Regions from separate parts of the Mus musculus genome. Here region 1 is linked to region 2. The links are chromatin loops, found by intact Hi-C in ENCODE. Cell type or tissue: gastrocnemius. All regions are shown on one strand. Each heading gives the region's core, and the rest is flanking DNA. Links, peaks and the distances in the headings are about the cores only.

What was found. Hi-C counts contacts between places; a loop is a spot of excess contacts. Peaks named below come from ENCODE experiments on the same cell type or tissue, not always from the same donor. Only the 100,000 strongest peaks of a DNase experiment are listed, where the experiment ranks them.
Region 1: a loop joins it to region 2, with 3 times the contacts of the local background. A loop is called at or near these places in 31 of 42 quality-filtered maps.

Annotation. Positions count from the first base shown.
Region 1 is chr10:80,561,886-80,571,765 of GRCm38, reverse strand. It overlaps Klf16 (Kruppel-like factor 16), which reads left to right. Exons shown (of 2, transcript NM_078477.2): 2 at 2,544-4,645. The coding sequence ends at 2,845. It also overlaps a transcript of Rexo1 not described here. Among named protein-coding and RNA genes, the nearest start is that of Rexo1, 5.3 kb to the right of the region's middle. In gastrocnemius, for the core only: no CTCF peak of the experiment used is centred there; a DNase peak (open chromatin) is centred at 5,267; H3K4me3 peaks cover 931 bases; H3K27ac peaks cover 1,499 bases.
Region 2 is chr10:80,679,739-80,689,618 of GRCm38, reverse strand. It overlaps Mob3a (MOB kinase activator 3A), which reads left to right. Exons shown (of 4, transcript NM_172457.2): 4 at 2,446-4,366. The coding sequence ends at 2,475. Among named protein-coding and RNA genes, the nearest start is that of Mknk2, 8.4 kb to the right of the region's middle. In gastrocnemius, for the core only: CTCF peaks have their summits at 1,562 (motif pointing right) and 5,197; DNase peaks (open chromatin) are centred at 1,566, 2,776 and 5,232; H3K27ac peaks cover 1,905 bases.

The DNA.
Region 1 (9,880 bases), core at 889-8,888, 120 kb after region 2:
CCAGATGGAAACTGCACCTTCAGGTCCCCCTCTGCTGGCCACTCCCCTCCTGGAGCAAGTTTACAGGATGTCACAACCTGCAAGTGTTAGAGTCTGCAAAGTACCTAAGGCTCCTGAGTTAGAGAGAGGCGTCCCTAGCTCACCCTGGCCCTTCCCGAGTCAGGGTCAAGTCCACAGCCACGCCCACAGGACCCTTCTAGCGTAGTACCCACCCACCTATTCCTCCTCCCCCACGGTCCGGTTGCCAGGCCGGGGACTCCTGCAGCTTGGTCTTTCAAACACTCCCTCGCCAGCAGCACCCCCACTCCTCACGTCACCCTTCTGGGTAAATTGTGATACCTTAGCACATCCAGGCCAGGCTTTTGGCATCTGTGCATCCAGTGTTGTGGGGTGGAGTTTAGTGAGCATGGCGTACCACCATCGGGGTGCACACGTGCGCTTCCCAACCCCCAAGTGTGGGGCGGGAACTGGCAGGCTCCTAGCACTGCTAGGCGACCCTGGCCCGGGCCTCTGTCTCCCCTGTGGCGGGAGCTAGGACCACGTGAGCAAGGCCAGTTGGGCTGCTGAAGTCACCACCGGTCGCCATCGCTGAACTACGTGCAGCATTTGTGTTCCCAGCAGGCTGGTGCTGGCAGCAGTCGCCTCCACTGCAACCTGCTCCTGACAAAGTAGAACTAGGGGGACATGGGGGGGGGGCACCAGCCCCACAGGGAGGCTCCGAAAGGGGAAGTAAGCTGATTGCATGCAAGGGGGTGTCCCCTTTCCTCTTCCCCCGCCCCCCATCCTCTGTCCGCAAAATGGCGACAGGATTGCTTGTCCCCCTTGTACGGACACCATTCTGTCACCTGGTGTCTTGTTCCAAAGCTAGGAACCTAGCCCTATAAACAAGCGCCCCATCCCTCCAGATTGAGCCCTTTGTGCTCTGTGGTGGGGAGGGGTACTTTCTGGGGCCCGCTGGCTGGACCCAGTATTTTGGATCATTTAGGAGGACACTTTGGAAATGACAAGGGCAGCCTTCTGGGTACACGGTCCCTCTTCCCTTTCTTTGCTGTCTAGGATTGTAGCCTGTGGGCCCTCAGGTTGCCTGGATGCCAAATAGAATTGGCACATGGGTATCCCAGTGGCAGTTTCCTGCGTTCTGCGCCTCCATGGTGAGGGGCCCTTGGGTGTGGTTTGCAGGGGGCCCGGATGGAGATAATTTTCAGCTGCCTGCTTCCTGGGCGGTGATGGCTGATGCCCGCCTAGTTCCAGATCCGTCCACTTTCCCTCCCGTTCCTCAGTTCTTCTCTCCTGGGATCCCCTAAGCTGTCACCCCAGCCTTCGGTGTAGAATAGTATCTGTTCCACTTTCTGGTCACCTCTACACTCCCTCTCCTCACTTCCATGAGTCCTGTCTAGAGGGCCCCTTGGCCATTTCCTGAGGGACATGAGTCTTTGAGAGTACCTGTTCTCCGGTGGATTAGTCTGGAGACCACACGAGGTAGCCTCGTACTAGTCCCATTGTAGCTTCCAGAGCTTAGACCTTTGGGTCACTAGTGGCCTGGTTCTGCCTCCAACCTCCTCTGGACTCTGTCACAAGCAGAATTGTACACGGGCTTTCTGGTCCACACTGTGTCCACACACCACCCTAGGCTTTTGGATACACACCGTGCATATGGTCCCTCCTCTCCAGATCTGGAACCTATAGCCATCCAAACCAAGTCCTGGGTGAACCAGTCAGCCTCTTCTTGGTCCTTGGAGGCCCATCTGGGAAGATGTTAACCACAAGATGAGGCCTGGTGTTGTGGGGGCCTCCTGAGGACCAGAGAGCTTGGTTGGGCTGGCGGGGACCGGGGCGAGGCCAATAGGGCGGTGGGAGTGGTTTGTGGAGGAAGTTGCCTAGTAGGCCCGCCCCTGTCCAGCAGTAATTGCTGTGTGACTGGCTCTACTCCCTGAGGCCACGCCCCTAGGCGCTCTGCCCTCCCCCTCAGGAATTGAATTTAAGCTAAGTTTGGAATTGCTGCCTGACCTTTCCTACCTCTGTAGAGTATGAGATCGCGAAGCTGCACCCCAGCTTCAGATCCACGGGCTGAAACTAGCTTGGGCCTGATGATTCAAAATTGCAGGTGGCCCAGGGTGTCGGGGAAGGACCTGGAGAAACGTTCTTTCTGTGCGATTTGGACACTGTTGGGAGCACATCTGAGGACCTGTTAAGTTGGTCAGAAGACGACAGAGTGGTGTCCAAAGAGACACAGGCTAGCCAGGGGCATGGTGGCCCAGTGTTTGGGAGGCTAGATTGCCTTCAGTTCTAGGCTAGATGGTGCAGCTACCAAGACCCCACCCTCCCACAGACCTATAGGACTGCGGAATGTAGCTCGATGGGCAGAATACTCCCCCAGCAGGCCCTGGGTTCTGAATACCAGCCAGGTTCGGTGGCCCATGCCTGTCATTCTAGTGGAGGAGATGGAAGCAAGGTGACAAGGAGTGTTGATTAGGGCCACTTGTATAGCTGGACCCATCCCCTGCCCGCGCTCACGTGCTCACTGGTTACTCTTCCTTGTCCAGGTGAGCGGCCCTTTGCCTGCGACTGGCCTGGCTGTGACAAGAAGTTCGCCCGTTCTGATGAGCTGGCCCGCCACCACCGGACGCACACCGGGGAGAAGCGCTTCCCCTGCCCCCTGTGTACCAAGCGGTTCACCCGAAGCGACCACCTGACCAAGCACGCCCGGCGACATCCCGGCTTCCGCCCGGAACTCCTGCGACGACCTGGTGCCCGCAGCGTCTCGCCCAGCGACTCGCTGCCCTGCAGCTTGGCTGGAAGCCCCACACCTAGCCCTGTCCCCAGCCCAGCTCCTGCTGGCTTGTAGAGCCCTGACGTGTCCACCCTGAGTGGCCTCCTTACTGGGCCTCAGCAGGGATTTCTATCAAGGGACACATCTGTCCTCTGGAGAGCCTGTGTCCTGGAGTTCCAGCCCACCTCAAGAAAGCAGCAAGGGGACTGAGAATGGACTTGGGTCACCTGGGGGGCCTGGGAGGTGGCCTCAGGTTCTGTCTGTAAATAGCCATGGTTAACTGTCCTGTCCCCTCTGCAGGGACCCCAAATGGGCAGTTGGCAGGCCCCCCCATCCCTTCCTGCCACCCTCTGCTTTCCCTCCTGGGTGGCGTTGGGCATGAAGCCTACCCCACTCCTTGTCTTCAGCCCCCTAGTCACCCCTCCAGGTTGGGACACAGGTACACAGAGCCATAGGTGACTGGGGCTTCCCATGGGCCCCTACCTGTCCCCACTCCACTGAAAGCCATTGGCGGAAGTTCAGGGAAATGGGGGGGGTGCAGCCTGGCTGACCCCCTTCCATGGGTACTCAAATCTCAGGTGTCCATAGGTTCTGCCCTCAATAAGGGCCCCCCACTCCCAGCCCCAGGGGTACAGGAGACCCACAGTTTTCAGAGAACTTAGGGCTGTGGGGTACAGGTGGGGCACGTGGAGGTGCATCCCCCACATCCCCGCTCACCTTGGGTGTGGTGCTGGGCAGATGGGAAAGAAATTATTTATTGTCCTCTCTGACTGCTGGTGTGGGGGGGCCTGGCTCCCCCTATCTGGGTGTGCATATGTGTGAGAGAGACAGTGGGTGTCTGGTGCCTGGGGCTTAGCCTCCTTACTCCCACTGGGTTAGGGTCCCTGAGTTTGGCCTTTGTGGCATTGCGTCTCAGACAATCTATAGGACCCCTGCGGCCATCGGGCTATGGATACAGGGCTCTGGTCTGCCGTCATGTGCTCCACACTCTCGGGTGTCTGCAGAGGGTGGCCTTGGACTCCAGGATTGGGAACAGGGCGTTCAGCTCCTGGACCTTCTGGGGTAGCTCGGGTTTTTTTTTTTTTTGCACAGGATAGATTTATTTTTTTCAGGCTCTGAGTTCCATGTTCCAGTGGGGGTCCCCTTGTGTGGCCGTCATCCTCAGGGGTGAGTGGGGAAGGTCTCAGGAGAGTCTACAGTAGGATCCTCTACTACTGCAGACTGGATTTCTTTTCTAGAAAGGCAATTAGGGATTGCCACACACACACCAAGAAATTGGGGACACAGAGAAAGTTGAGCTGCCCTGTGTTGGCTGTGGGGGGTTTACTGGCATTCCCATTTGTTCCAGAATCTTCCATCATGAAATGAGGGAGGCTTTGGGTAATGCTACCTTTACCTGAGCCTACATGAGGGAGGTCACCCTTCTGGAGCTGGGCTGAGGGCCCTGGGCCAGCTCCTCTCCTGGGTACTTCCATTTGCCCCTTCTCTTTGGCCACAGAAATGAGATGCCTTAGTTTGCAGGGTGGGTGGGGGGCTGGGGCCAATTCTTTTTGTCTTTTGGATGTATCTTGCTTCATCCCAGCTCCTGCTGGTCTCCTGTCCTTCCTGTAAACAGGGGGAAAGGACTGAGGTTCTTAGGAGTTAACTCCATAAGCAATCAGAGCTTTTCCGTGATGTCCTCCCCCAGCCCCCCAACTTCAGGTTCTGATTGATAACTGGGACTTGGGTCTAACCATTGAAGGGTGATGAACGCAGGGCAGGCAGGACAAGGGTCCTAAGGGATTTATTTGTTCTTTCTGTAGGGGGCACCTCTCCTCCATTCCGCCTGGCCTCTCACCCATATATTTAAATTAAAGAAGCCCTTTTTAAAAACCTGCCCTTCTGTCTGTCTGATTGGTACTCATGATCCCTAGGGTCCCCAGCTACATCCTGGGGGAACTGAGGCAGCCTGCCTATATACTCCAGCTGTGCTAGTACCCTCTGAGGCCCTGGGGGGGGGGGCTGCCTACAGTAGCATGCACAATTCAGTCACCCACGCCTGGTGCAGCTGCGCACCCGCCTGCCCCGTTACCCAGCAACCAGAGCTTGGTGACAGGGTGCCTGGGGGCGTCCGCTTCCCGCCCCCTTCTGGAGCCAGCAGGGGAGGTGGGGGTGGGGACGGACCCCTAGAGCTGCACATAGTGGGAGGAACTAACAAGCTTTAGTCAAAAGGTCCCTCAAGACCTCCCCCACCACGCAAGCCATTCTTGTTATGTCAAGTTGAATGCCTACTGCATATACTCTTAGAATTAGGTTGGTGCAGAATAAGGGGTGTGAGCGGGGATTTAAGAGGCTGAGAGCTTTTATGAACCAATGAGACCTTAAATCCCTGTTTGAGAAAAAGACATCAGATCCCAGAGGTCTGCTGAGCTCTGGGACCTGGAACAACGGGGTGGGGTGGAGTTGAGTCGCCCCATTGCACCTGCTGTGCCAGAGGAGGTGCTGTGCTCCACCTAGTGGCCAACGCTAGAACTGCGAGTATGTTGGCTCAGGGCGGCCACTCCCCTGGTGTAGCCTTCCACCCTGCAGGGTCTCCAAATGGGCTCCTCCTGGAGCGCTTGGGTGGGGCGAACCCCTAGCCTTTGTGCTATTCATACCATCCTGCATAGGTATCCATGAGCCCATTGGCTTCTCCAGCTCCTTCATGGTTCTCTGACCCACTTTGGGGTCCTCTATACTTCCTATCAGATTTTGGCTTCCTTTGGACCAAAAACCATCTTGAATCACCCACCACCTGCAACTCGATCAAGGGGAGGACATCACGGAAAAGCTCCAACTGCTTATGGAGTTAACTCCCAAGGACCTCAGACCTTTCCCCCTGTTTACAGGAAGCACAGGAGACCAGCAGGAGCTGGCATGAAGCAAGATACATCCAAAAGACACAAGAATTTCCAGGGCCGCCTTCGGATGCCCGTGTGCTCCATCTCTGCGCCTGCCATGGTGTCCCCATGCCTTGTCACAGTGTGGTCCTTGTACCATTCAGAGTCTCTGCAGTTTCGTGCTATGCAGTTGAATGGTGAAAGCTTGTTTAGCATGTACGCGGCCCTCAGTTCCACAAATGTGGTTAGCTATCCGCTCCAACAGCAGAACCGCAAATGCTGTTAGCTCCCCAGAACTCTGCCTCTAGTAATTTTTTAACACTTTCGATGGTGCTGGAGACGGAATCCAGAACTTTGCATATATTAAAGAGGGTCTCAACTGCTGGCCACGCCCCCACCGCCTCACTGAGGGATTCTAGAAGGAGCTGCTCCCCCCCACACACACACTATATGCACCAACTACATACTCTTGCCTTTTTCTGCTTTATTGCCCCGACTAATTCCAGAACATTCTTTTATGCCTAAATAAGCTCTTACTCCATAAGCTGTACCCTCCCCTTCCTAGCCATCATTCTTAAGTCTGCACCCCAAGTTCTGGATGTTTTCTGTGGAGTCCCTTACTCCCTTGGCCTTTTGTGTTGGTTCTCTCACCAAACATCTCCACACCAGTGAGTGGTCTCGACTCCTTTGGGAGTCCAACAGCCCTTTCACATGGGTCACTAAGACAGATTTACATTACGATTCATAACAGTAGCAAAGTTACTGTTACAAAGTAGCAATGAAAGACTTTAATGGCTGGTGTCACCACATGAGTAACTACATGTATTAAAGGGTCTCAGTAAGGTGTTGGCAACCACTCTATATTGTCATGTGTCACAGCCATTCTTCAGTTTAGGACTGAGCAAGACTCCCGTGTTCATCATTCATTTGTCAATGCACAGATTGTGAATTGAATTTAAAATTGGCTTCTGTGATTAGTGCTGATATGAACACGCATATTTAAGTTCCTGGGTGGCTGTGTGCTTTTTTTTTTTTTTTTTTTTTCTCGTTTTTCGAGGACAGGGTTTTTCTGTATAGCCCTGGCTGTCCTGGAACTCACTCTGTAGACCAGGCTGGCCTCGAACTCAGAGATCCGCCTGCCTCTGCCTCCCGAGTGCTGGGATCAAAGGCGTGCTCCACCACTGCCCGGCTAGTGGTGTGCTTTTTATCTTTGTTGGTAAGCACCTAAAGGTACTTGGCCAGCTCTGTGGTCTCCCATCTCCATTTCTGAGCTTATTTCAGAGATCCTTCTGAGAAGAGTGTGGCAGAACAACCCCCTTACAGGCCCCTAGTGAGGAATTGGGGGCATGGTCAGGTTGGATCCCCGCCTAGGATTCCAACCTCCTCCCAAAAACAAAACAAAACCAACAAACAAGAAACAAGCCCAACTTGTTCTGGAAGCGCTGTATTGTTCCTTCCTCTGCCTATGTTTCTCTTCATGATCATAAGTGTGGCTAAGGTGGGCACGGCAGGGCTGGGGAGGTGGAGCCACAAGGATCAGAGGTTCAACATCATTTTCACTGCTTAGAATGTTCACAGCAGCCTACCGATAAAAAACCAACAAAACCCCAAACATAATAGCCTAGGGGGTCTGTCATTCTCAGCTACTCAGGAGGCCAGGTAAGATGGTTGAGTTCAAGGCCAAGAAAAGGAAAACACATGTCAAGCCACCATCATTCAGCAGTGATGAGTTGGACAACAGCGCCAGATGCAGAAAGATTTGGATCTTTCTTTCGAACTCCCGGGTGAGTGAGCAGACAGGTGCTGTGCTGCAGGTTGTCTTGCCGGGACACCAGCTCTGGACCTCTGGTCTGACAGAGGTCGGAGATGAGACATACATTATCCTGATAACTATATTCGCAGAGGCTGAGTTATATGTGACAGTACTGAGAAGTAACCATGCCTGGGTCGGCTCCCTTTGCTCTTCTACCGTGCGTGAGAAGCAATCTCTGTACTGTTTCAGGCTCTTTGCCAAATAACTTTGTTGGGAAAAGGCCACATCTGGAACACCTCTTGCTGATCTTGGTGCCCTGCTGCTAGGCTGACTGTATTTCTATAGAGGGACCCTGCCTTGGGGTCACCTACAGCTCCTGCTTTTGGACCCCAAATTACAGCTGCCCTGTCACCGCCCCCTTCAGTTGTTGATAATAGTTGTATAAAGGCACACAGAATATGAAAGTGCACTTAAACCTCATTTCCATGTATAGCTCAGCACCATGAAGCTCATTCGAAGGCTATGCTTCAGCTTCCACCATCCATCTCCATAGCTCCCAATCTGACGCTCTGGCTCCAGTGATTCCAACAATGTCCTGGGGAGTGGGAAGCTGAGGGAGTCCAGAGATGTTGAAAAACATCTTTATTGGTGGGTGGTGGTGTGGCACGACTACAGTCCTGTCACACAAGAGGCAGAGGCAGGCAGGTCTTTGTGAGGTTTAGGCCAGCCTGGTCTACAGAGTGAGTTCCAGGATATCTAGGGCCACACAGAGAAACTGTGTCTCAGAAAAACAAACAAGCCAGGTGTGGTAGCACACGCCTTTAATCCCAGCACTTGGGAGGCAGAGGCAGGCAGGTTTCTGAGTTCGAGGCCAGCCTGGTCTAGAGTGAGTTCCAGGACAGCCAGGGTGATACAGAGAAACCCTGTCTTGAAAAAACAAAACAAAACAAACAAACAAAAAAAACCCCAGAAAAACAAAACAAAACCAGCTTTTATTTATTTTAAAATACCAGTTTCCAGGTAACCCAGGTTGGCCCTGAGTTCTCTGTGTAACTGAGAATGATCTGAGTCAATCTCTCACCTCTATTTCCACTGTACTGAGACTATAGGTGTGTTCCCACCTCTGTCTCCACTGTACTGAGACTATAGGTGTGTTCCCACCTCTGTCTCCACTGTACTGAGATTACAGGTGTGCTCCCACCTCGACCTCCACTGGACTGAGACTATAGGTGTACACCACCAGAATTGCTTTTGAGGCTGTGTAATAACCCAGGGCCTATGTCATATGTTCGTCATGCACCAGTGCTTATCCAGGTGACTTCTCTCTGTGAGAATTGTTAAATGCTGGTAGAATACCCTTCCAAAATTGCATGTGTTGGCTCAAGTCTGTAATCCTAGGATCCCAGAGGCTGAGGCAGATGGATTTTATAGATTTGAAAATGAGATGAGCCTGGAGTGCAGAAGGAGAATCTTTTAAAATAAACACCAAATAAATTGATTAAAAATTTAAAAAGCAGGCGGCCATGGTGACTCAGGCCTGTAATCTTAGCATTTAGGAAAACTGTCAGAAGTCCAAGATCAGTCTAGGCTACAGTGCCAGACCCTGTCCAGACAAACAGAAAGAGGGGTTCTGGGGATGTTGCTCAGTGACTGGAGTAACTGTCTAGCAAGCACAAGGCTTTGCGTTTCATCTCCAGCACTGTGTAATGGGCAAGTCCATCCAGTCTGTGTTACATGAGACCTTACCTCAATCAAAAGCAAAACAGAAAAGCGGTTGGGGAGAGGGCTCAGTGGGTTAGAAAGCTGTGCACAGGTCTCAGGACCTGAGTTCTAATCCCCAGCACCCATTTAAAGCTGGGTATGACCAGGTGAGTGCCACCCTAGGCTTTGGGGTGGAGGCAAGCAGATGCTGGGAGCTTGCTAGCCAGCCTGCCCAGCTGAAGTACTTCAGTGAAGAAGCCTGTCTTAAAGGAAAGAAAATGGAAGACTAAACAAAGGGGTGGGAAGCTGTATGCTCCTCTAACCTCTGCATGCGGGTGCACAGTGTCGCCTCCCTCCAAACACCCCAGAACAAAGCAAAAACAAAAAAACAAAAAAACAAAAAAAAAAAAATCAAATATATTTCCAGAGTGTAGCTTAGTTGGAGTGCCCTTGTCTAGTGTATGTATCTAGGCACGGCAAAAAGAAAAAAGAAATGCCCCACTGATACCCCTCGTGGTTAGGTGACTATTTGAGCATCAATTAGGTAGGTTTCTCAGGATAGGCACCTCAGCCAATTAAGACCCTGGCTAGAGAGTTGGCTCAGTGGTGAAGAGCACTTACAGCAATTGGAGACTTGGGTTCGGTTCCCAGTACTCACATGACCGTTCATAACCATGAGTAGCTCCAATTTCTGGGTATCCAAAGCCCTTTTCTGACTTCAGCGAGAATCAGAAACACTCATGTTGCACATACATAGAATTAGAAAGTAAATCCTAAATCAAACAAAAACCCTGGCCG
Region 2 (9,880 bases), core at 905-8,904:
TGCTGCCCTCCAGAACACAGAAGTCCTAGATGCTCTGGTTCACCACAGCAGAGAGGGTGCCGTGGTAGCCATCCCATCCCATGGGGCTCATATTAGCCATCCCATCCCATGGGGCTCACAGTGGGTAGAGCACTGGCCAGATAGCAGCGCACGGGACAGGCAGCCTGTGCTCCACCTCCTGGAGAACAAGGGGTGGATTATTGATTGATTGATTGATTTTCTTTTTCTGATCCTTTTCCATTCTATAACCTAGACTGGCCTATGATTCACCACATAGTCCACACTAGCCGGGAACCTGAGGTGATCCTCCTGCCTCAGCCTCCCAGGCGCTTGGATCATAGGTCTGTGCCATCATGCCTGGTCACAATCAACTTTAAAATGTTTTGTCTTTCTTTTTTTTTTTCTTTTCTTCCTTTTTTTTCTCTCTTTTTTTAAAGATTTATTTATTATTATAAGTAAGTACACTGTAGCTGTCAGATGCACCACCAGAAGAGGGTGGTTGTGAGCCACCATGTGATTGCTGGGATTTGAACTCAGGACCTTTGGAAGAGCAGTCAGTACTCTTACCTGCTGAGCCATCTCGCCAGCCCTCTTCCTTTTTTTTTTTTTAAAGACTTATTTGTAGCGTGTAATTATTAAAAAAACAATCCACCCCTGAACCACTCTGACATTCCCACTCATCCATCCCCTGAGGCTTATCTGCTTCGAACTTACTCTAAACCCTGACCCCATCTAAAGTACCAGTCAGATTTATAGCAGTAAATTCTTCATCCCCAAAATGCCCACACAGAGAACTCAAAACTCAGTTGATATTGACACAAGCCGCCCACCTCGATTGGACAAATTGCCCTGCATTACCTGTCGCTCTTCTGTGGTATCCATAGCTACCTGTGGCTATTTCAAGCCACATGTATCCAGTTCATCTTCCTCTCCTATAGGTTCCATCTTGTCACCTCATCTCCATCTCCCTCTCTGTCTTGTCTGTCTCTCTATACTTGTCTCTAAAACTCTCAGCCCACCTTCTTTTTCCACTGCCCAATCACAGGCTCTAGCCTTATCTTTCACCTGCCCTCACCTGCTTACAGACAGCAATCTACACTTACTTGTCTGTTTGTTTATTTGTCTTGTTAGGCCAGGGTTTCTCTGTGTAGCCCTGGCTGTCCTGGAACCTGGAACTCAGAGATCCGCCTGCCTCTGCCTTCCCAGTGCTGGGATTATAGACCTGGCTTGGTTTCTTTGCATTTTTTTTTCAAGACAGGGTTTCTCTGTATAGCCCTGCTATACCTGGCTGTAATGAAGATTCTAAGAAGTATACTTTGCTAAGCTTGCCCTGAGATTTCTAACTCTTATCCAGTAAAATACTGTAAGAAAGCATGCAAGACCCTCCACGATATTGCAGGGTCAAATCTGGGGCATTCTAGCTGTGAGAATGCCAGGGTTCCAGGAGGCTGAGTTTCTTTGAAACTCTTTGCCTCAGGACTGCTTCCAGGTTTCCAAACCTGTAATGCGAGTCACTACTGGAGTGGATGTAGCAGTGTACAGTGCCACTGTGGCCAGAAGGGGGTGTGAGATCCTCAAAAACTGGAGCTTCAGACACTTGGAACTCTGGCCTGTTTCGGAACGGCCATGCACAGAGACTGAGCTGTCTCTCCAGCCTCGTGCTTTTTCTTTTTCTTTCTTTCTTTTTTTAAAATTTATTTATTATTATATCTAAGTACACTGTTGCTGTCTTCAGACACACTACAAGAGTGCTTTGGATCCCATTACAGATGGTTGTAAGCCACCATGTGGTTGCTGGGATTTGAACTCAGGACCTTCGGAAGAGCAGTCAGTGCTCTTAACCACTGAGCCATCTCTCCAGCCCCGTGCTTTTTCTTTTTAACTTTTAATTGTATTATATTTTTGTTTTTCTGTGTTGTGTATTTCTGCGTGTGAACATGGCTGACGTGGCATGCACCTGAAGGTCACAGGACAACTTGCAAGAGTTAGTTCTCTCTTTCCATTCTATGGAACCTGGGGCTCAAACCCAGGTAGTCAGGTTTGGGTGCAAGCATCTTTATTTCCTGAGCCATCTCACTGGCCCCACAGCCTGCTTCTGTAGTTGTTTTAAGACAGAATCTCATAAAGCCTAGGCTGGCCTTGAACTCGAGATCCCTCCTGCCCCTACGTCCCGAGCAATAACATGATAGATATGACCACGGCTCCTGGCTTGCCCACTTCCCACTGCTGACCTCTCTATCAAGCAGTGCTGGCCCATAGCCCAGGACCAGACCTCAGGTGGACTTAATCACAGCACATCACCCCAGATCAGTGGCACAGGCTCTGTCAGTCACAGGGAGCTGCCCCCACCCACCATGCCCACTGTTCAGCGTCTAACATGTCTTGGGTTGTATGAGGTCTTTGCTACCTGCTTCTTGTTTTCTGATACCTGCCTGGTCTCTACAGAAAGAGATGACATCACGGATGTGTCACTGAGGACCCCTCCCGTCCGCTGAGACTTGGGGAGACAACTGTGTGCAGCTCGTGTCTCAGGAGCATGGCACGCTCACTCACGCCACTGTCTGAGGAGCAGCAAGACCACAGCTTCCGCCCCCTCTCGTGGTGACTGTGGGCCCTGACTCTAACCCGTCCCCTTGCCGGCATCCAGGGCCTGAACTTGAACCTGGACACTGTGCTTTCAGCCACTGGGTTTACACTGTATGTGCCATGGCCTCCGAGAGGAGGCAGGATCTGGAGCCACTGCTAACCACCACTTGTCCCTTCTCCATGGCTCTCTGCCCTGACAGCTTTGTCCCTCACTTGCCAACCTGGAAGGGGAGGGGCCACCAGATGTCTTCTGTTTACAGCCACATTGTGTGTGGGTGACCACATAGGCAGCCAGCATACCTCCAAAGATGAACTAATGTGCCATGCCACCCCCAGCACCCCCAGGGCAGGACTCCCAGTATTGGGTGTTCTGGGGGTCTTTGTAGGTCAGGAAGGGTGCATACACTGCATGCCTATGATCCCAAGACTCTGCAGGCAGCTGCAAGGAGGATTGCTATAAACTTGAGGCCACCCTGACCTCCACAGTAATGGTCAGGCCAGCCAGGGTCTCATAACAAGATTGTCTTAAAAAAAAATGTAAAGGAGCCAGGCAGGGTGGCACAGGCCTTTGATCCTAGTCAGGAGGCAGTGACAGGCAGATCTGTCAATTCGAGGCCGGCCTGGTCTACACAGAGAGACCCTGTCTTAAAGAAACAAAACAAAACCGGTAAGGTTCTGCACAGTGGGGAGGTGTTTGCCACGTGAGCGTGAGTGCACATGTGTGACCCCCACACCCATGGAGGAGCCTGGGAGAGCCAGACATAGGGTGCCCAGGGGACAGGGAGAATCAGGCAGCCATGGGCTACCCCAGTGCGCAGCCACACAAACGCACACACAGACTGGCTCTGTTGTGAACACGGCTGGCTTCATTTCCTTTCTTTTTTTACATTGTTGGTTTGGTTTTGAAACTGGCCTGGAACTCACAGAGATCCTCCTGCCTCTGCATCCCAAGTGCTTTGTTAAAGATGTAAGGTACCAAACCCAAGTCTATTCAGAAATATTTTTGGTTTTGTTTGTTTGTTTGTCTTTGTTTTTGTTTTGAGACAGGCTCTTACTATGTAGCCCTGGCTGTCCTGGAACTTATTCTGTAGGCCAGACTGGCCTCCAACTCACAGATCCACCTGCCTCTGCCCCCAAGTGTCAGCCAGCTCATCTGGAGATTTTTGGGATTACTGATAACTGGTTTCTAGTGGCCACCCTCCTGGGAACAGTATCTGGGCTAACCTGGGATCCAGTAATGAATTCACTTGTGGCTCCCACCCTTAGATCTGCAGTTCCTGGAAGGTGGTGACAGGAACCTCTCTCTTCAGTGGCAGCCTATTGTGTAGCAAAACTATGTGTGTTGTGTGGCCCCTGTGGGCCACAGGACCAAACTCCAGCAGGTCCCTGTCTGTCATGCCATGGAGGGTGTAGCAGAATATGACTGTTCCCAGCTCCAACTTTTGAGCCTCATGGCCATTCCCTGAGACCTCTGCACTCTCAAGACCCTGAGGAATTCTGGTTACTTTTCCAGAGGCTGCCACTAAACTAAATGTGTACAGTTTAAGCTTGGTTGCCTGAGCCCAGGGCTGAGAGACACCCCTGGGTACTTCCCGAAGTCACTGTGCCCAATACCCAGCTCTGGAAGAATCAGGGACCAGCCCTCAAGGCTTGACTGAGTGTATTTCTCACCTGTAAGACTTGGCCACCTTGCCAAATCCCAGCAGCCCAGGGAGGGGTCCACCTGCCTCATTCACTCCCACCTCTGTGCCAGCCTAAGAATAAAGTGGTCCTCTCCATACTGCGGGCTGCTCCTTGTTGTTTCTGCCCAGCTCCCTTCTTGAAAGATGGCCTGGTGACAAGCTTTGATAACAGCCTGTTCGACCACGAAGGGCCCAGGTACTACAAGATAACATGAAACGACATAGAAAGCAGACTCAGTATAGCTGACAACTTTCTTTCCTTTTGAGATGGGGTTTTCCTTTTGTTGCATGAATGTGAGTTATGTGTGTTGTGTGGCCACTGTGAGTGTGAAGGTCAGAGGACAACTCTCTGCCTTTTACCCCTAACCACGCCCCCAGGCCCCTTACTGGGGAATTCTAGGCAGGGCCTTCATGCCAGTCCTCCAGCCCCTCTGATTTAAGTGAAAAGCATACAGTTTGTTTGTTTGTTTGTTTTTGTTTTGTTTTTTGTTTGTTTGTTTGTTTGTTTGTTTGTTTTTGAGACAGGGTTTCTCTGTATAGCCCTGGCTGTCCTGGAACTCACTCTGCAGACCAGGCTGGTCTCGAACTCAGAAATCCGCCTGCCTCTGCCTCCCAAGTGCTGGAATTAAAGGTGTGCACCACCACTGCCCGGCCTACAGTTTTGACAGCCGTCTGAATCTCCATGTTCGTTTTATGGTTGTAGATCCCAACATTAGAGCAACTTTGTTTAGAGTAATCTCCTGCTTAGCCCTTCCAGGTGGTTTGAAACAAGCCTCACTGACTTCCAGTTTATGCCGATCCGATCCTCCTGCTTCTGCCTCCCAAATTGTAAGTTTGCCTTGTGTACCCTGCTGGAGCAGCTGTTGAAGGCTCACCTGTGTGTGCTGAGGCAGCTCTCAGAGGTGCCCCTTGCAATGCCGCTTCTCATTCATAGAGGGCGATGCGGCCTAAGGAAGGAAAGTGCCACTGAGTGCTGGTGAAGCCACTGGGCTGGTCCCCAGCTTCCTCCCTGCCTGGCTTCTCTGGCCTTGAGATGAGTAGCTAGAGCTGGAGGGAAGAGCACTTCTTTTTAGTGTCAGACAGGTTAAGGAGAAATGTGATGTACAAGAGACACGAGTGTCCCAGGTTTGGGATGGAGATGGCCTGTGCCTATCACATGGTCGGATGATCTACTTCACTAAGTAATACTGTTGAAAGGCACTGTCTTTCCCAAAATCCGAGGTTTTGTAGGTCTTCATTTGAAGGTCAGCCTGTGTTCAATCAATGAGGTTACAGTGACCCGTGCCAGAAGGCACAGATGCCACCCGGGGTAAGGGGACATGAGCACCCTATCCCCTCACCTCCCCAGTGGATATGATACCCTGAGTCTGGATTTGCCTCTTTTGGACAGTTCCTGTCATGGAGTCCTCCACTGTGTGGCCTTTTTTATCTGGTTTTGTCACTGAGCAGCCTGAACTCAGTGTCCCTCAATGTCTTTTCTGGAATGACACCCAGGCTGTGGCAAGGGCACCTGGCCTGGCCTTGATTGGCAGGATCTGGCCTTGGCACACACTATGTGTCTAGTGTGGGTGTTTTAGGTGGCCCTTCTGATGGCCCAAAGGCCACCCAGGGTGCATGGCCCATGTTACTAGATGTTTCTGTGACCACTGCATTGTTTACCCTGGGATACTTACAGGGACACTGTCCCCAACATGTCCCCAGAGAAGTTAAGACCACTGGAGCAACAACACACAGCCTTCTCCAGCATCCAGTTACCTGAGGACACAGAATCAGGCAGGCCCTGTCACCTCCATGCCTCCTCCACCCAGCCCACACACAGTGTTCTTTGGGTTGTTGGGAACCTGGCTGTGTGGTCAGGCACCGATGCCTGCTGTAGTCTTGGTCTCAGTATGTGAAAGGCCTGTGGCCCAGTCACAACTCAGGCATCTGACCCAGATCACCAGAGAGATCCTCTGTGCTCAGCCCTCTGCATCTCCTGACCCATAGCCCGTGTCCCAGGCTAGCCACGTCACTGTTACCCTGGATGAGGCTAAGGACTGTGAATGGTGTTGGTTTGTCCTGTTGCCTAGACACAGCAAGATGCCAGCCAGTGACAAGGACTCGGGCCCCTGGGGCATCTAACAAGATAGATCAGTGTAGTTCACCATCCTATGTCACTCACTGGTCACTCTTGGGATGACCAGATGAAGGATGGAGGAGGTGTGCAGCTGTTTCCACCATCAAGCTCCAGGCTGCTGTCTCTGCACACTGGAGCTCTGCTCGTCTGACGCTGATCCCACCCTTCCCCGACAACCACCCACTTCTGTCTTGAGGGCTCTGCCGACTCCAGGGACCTCCCATGAGCCGTGTGTCCTGTGTCCAGCTCATGCTCCCTGAGAAGTGTGTGTTCTGGATGCCCTCTCCATAGCTGAGTACTGCCAATTGACCTTACTGTACATTTCTAGAAATGTAGAGATTTATTTATTATGTTGGACAAGGTGGCACATGTCTTTAATCCCAGCACTCAGGAGGCAGAGGCAGGCAGATTTCTGAGTTCGAGGCCAGCCTGGTCTACAGAGTGAGTTCCAGGACATCCAGGGCTATACAGAGAAACCCTATCTTGAAAACAAATTTTTTGTTTAGTTTTGTTTTTCGAGACAGGGTTTCTCTGTGTAGCCCTGGCTGTCCTGGAAATCACTCTGTAGACCAGGCTGGCCTCGAACTCAGAAATCCGCCTGCCTCTGCCTCCTGAGTGCTGGGATTAAAGGCATGTGCCACCACTGCCCAGGGAAAACAAAATTTTTTTAAAAATTTTTATTTTTAAGTTGTTTGCAAGCATGGGTGGCAGTGAATCCCCAAAGCCAGACCCGTGGGTGGCTTTGATTCACCAGTGCAAGGACTGGGAACTAAACTCAGGCCTGGTGAGAGCAGTATGCGTTTTCTTCTCATCAACATTTAAAAAATATTATATATGCGTTGTATGCCTGCATGTGTGTCTGTGCAACATATATATGCCCAATGTGTACTGAAGGCAGGAGAGGCCATCGAATCCGCTGGAGCTGACAGTACAGGAGGCTGCGACCTGCCCTGTGCTTCTGGTGTTGTGGGGGATCCACCAGAGAAGATTACTCAGACACAGGTTTTAGCAGACAAAGTCTTTATGGGCCAGTGACTGCACTATAGTCTCTGTGTGTAGAGCCCAGTATAGCCTGGAGCCTTTCTCAGGGTGAGTTTTTAAGCACAAAACCACATCCTGAGGTGATATACCTCAGTTAGCAAGAACAGTTAGCCAGATACGGAACTACAGAAGCTAAAAAAACAGGTTAGTACTTGAGAGACTTTAGCCTAACTATAGGCCTTGACGGGTTGGGCCTGTGCTTTAGTTTTGGCCTGAGCAGTACTTCCATCATGGAGTCAGATGTGCTAAGGTCTGAGGCCTGTTACATTGGGAATCTTCTGCGAGAACAGCCAGTGTTTTTAATCATGAACCATTTCTCTAACCCTCCAGTTAAAATTACAAAATATTATTATTTTATTAAGATGTTTGTTTTATTTATTTATTTTATTTATGGAAGTACACTGTAGCTGTCTTCAGACACACCAGAAGAGGGCATCAGATCCCATTATGGATGGTTTTGAGTCACCATGATAGTTGCTGGGAGTTGAACTCAGGACCTCTGGAAGAGCAGTCAGTGTTCGACTGCTGAGCCTTTGTGTGTGTGTGTGTGTGTGTGTGTGTGTGTGTGGTGCAGTGGTTAAGAGCGCTAGTTGCTCCTACAGAAGTCCAGGATTTGGTTCCTGGAACCTGCACTGACCAGTTCACACCCTCCTCTGACTCCAGCTCCAGGGGACCTAACACCCTCTTCTAACTTCCACTCTCCGGGCACCTGCACACATGTGGCATACAGTCAGACACACGTGGTTACAAATAAAAATAAAACATTTAAAATTAAATTAATTAACAGATGAGTATGGTGGTGCACCCCTTTAATCTCATCACTCAGGAGGCGGAGGCAGGTGGATCTTTTTAAGTTCAAGTCCAGTCTAATCTAGAGGGTGAGTTCCAGGACAGCCAGAGTGAAACACACACACACAGCCTGTCTTAAAAAAAACCAAAACAATAAAAATAAATACAAAACTTACTTTGGGGAAATGAAGTTGAAGCTCAGTCCTGGTGTGACTAAGTCTCTTGGTTTGATCTTCTGCACCCACATAAACCGGGTGTTCTGGTGTAACCAACCCCAGCACTTAGGAGGTGGATGTAGGAGATTGATGCAAAAATCCCATCTAAAAAAATCCAAAAGGAGAAGAGAAATATAGGCTTGGGAGACCCAGGATTAAGCCAGGAGCCACCCAGTCATGTGAAGAATGGTGTGAGGTTTAGCCTGCCATGTTGACTCCCAGTCCCCAGCTCATACCCTGGTCCTTTGGCAGACCTGCTGACCTCAAAATCAGTCAGCCACCTTCTTTAAGAGTCCAGGACAGCCAGGACCACACAAAGAAACCCTGTCTCAAAAAAACAAAAAACATTTTAAAAAAAAAAAAGAGTGGCTAAAGCCGGGCGGTAGTGACACACGCCTTTAATCCCATCACTTGGGAGGCAGAGGCAGGTGGATTTCTGAGTTCAAGGCCAGCCTGGTCTACAAAGTGAGTTCCAGGACAGCCATGGCTATACAGAGAAACCTTGTCTCAAAAAAACAAAACAAAACAAAAAAGAATGGCTAAGGATGCTCAATTAGAACAACTTACTGGCTAGAGTTGGCTCTGGGCCTCTCTAAGCCTCTATTGGCCCAGCAGCTGGGCCCCACATTCAGCACAGAACAAGAGGTCTGGAATGGCCCGAACACATGTGTTGGTTTCAAGGACTACAGGTTGGCTTGTGGACCAGGGTGGCAGAGCATGTGTCTATTGTACCTTCCAGGGGGCCTGTTACAGTCAGGGGGCAGGGACATCAAGCCTGGATCCACCTCCTGCTAGCTGTCTCAGTTCTTCCTCTATGGCCTGGGCTCAGTGTGGCCAGGCCAACTGCAACAAGTGACTACTAGTTTAGGAGCCAAAATCGGTCATCTTATGTGTGACTAGAGGTCACAAGTCTGACAAGAGTTAAAAAATAAGGCCAGCATGGCTGGGCTGGGCTTTTCCTGCGGCTGGCTCTGGTGCTTGTCCCGTGGCTGGCTCTGGTGCTTGTCCCTGTGTGAAGAGACCTGTGCCTCGGTTCCTCCCTCTTCCCCTTTAATCTCCTGACTCTGCTGTGAGCCTCTGTCTCCCTTTGAGGAGGAGCCCACAGTGACACTGGGCTCCCAATGATCCATGACGGTCCCCAGCTCAAGTTTCTTGGCTCAGGCCGCAGGAGGTGAGGTGGCACACCCCTCTCAGTGCCTCACAGCAAAAATTACAGTCCCCATGCAAACTCCAGGTTCTAATGTGTTCTAGGTCCCTGCCAGCAAGGACCAGGTGGCCTCCCGAAGTCACCGGTATCCTCAGGACTTGGTCAGAAGAGGCAGAAAGGAGGACATGGGACTGACCAGTGACTGGTTCACCAGTCACTAGGACAAGGTGCTGGCTTTGAACCAATTGCTGAGCCAGTCCTTCACAGCCACACTGTACAGCCCTGTCACTCCCTTAGGGACAGT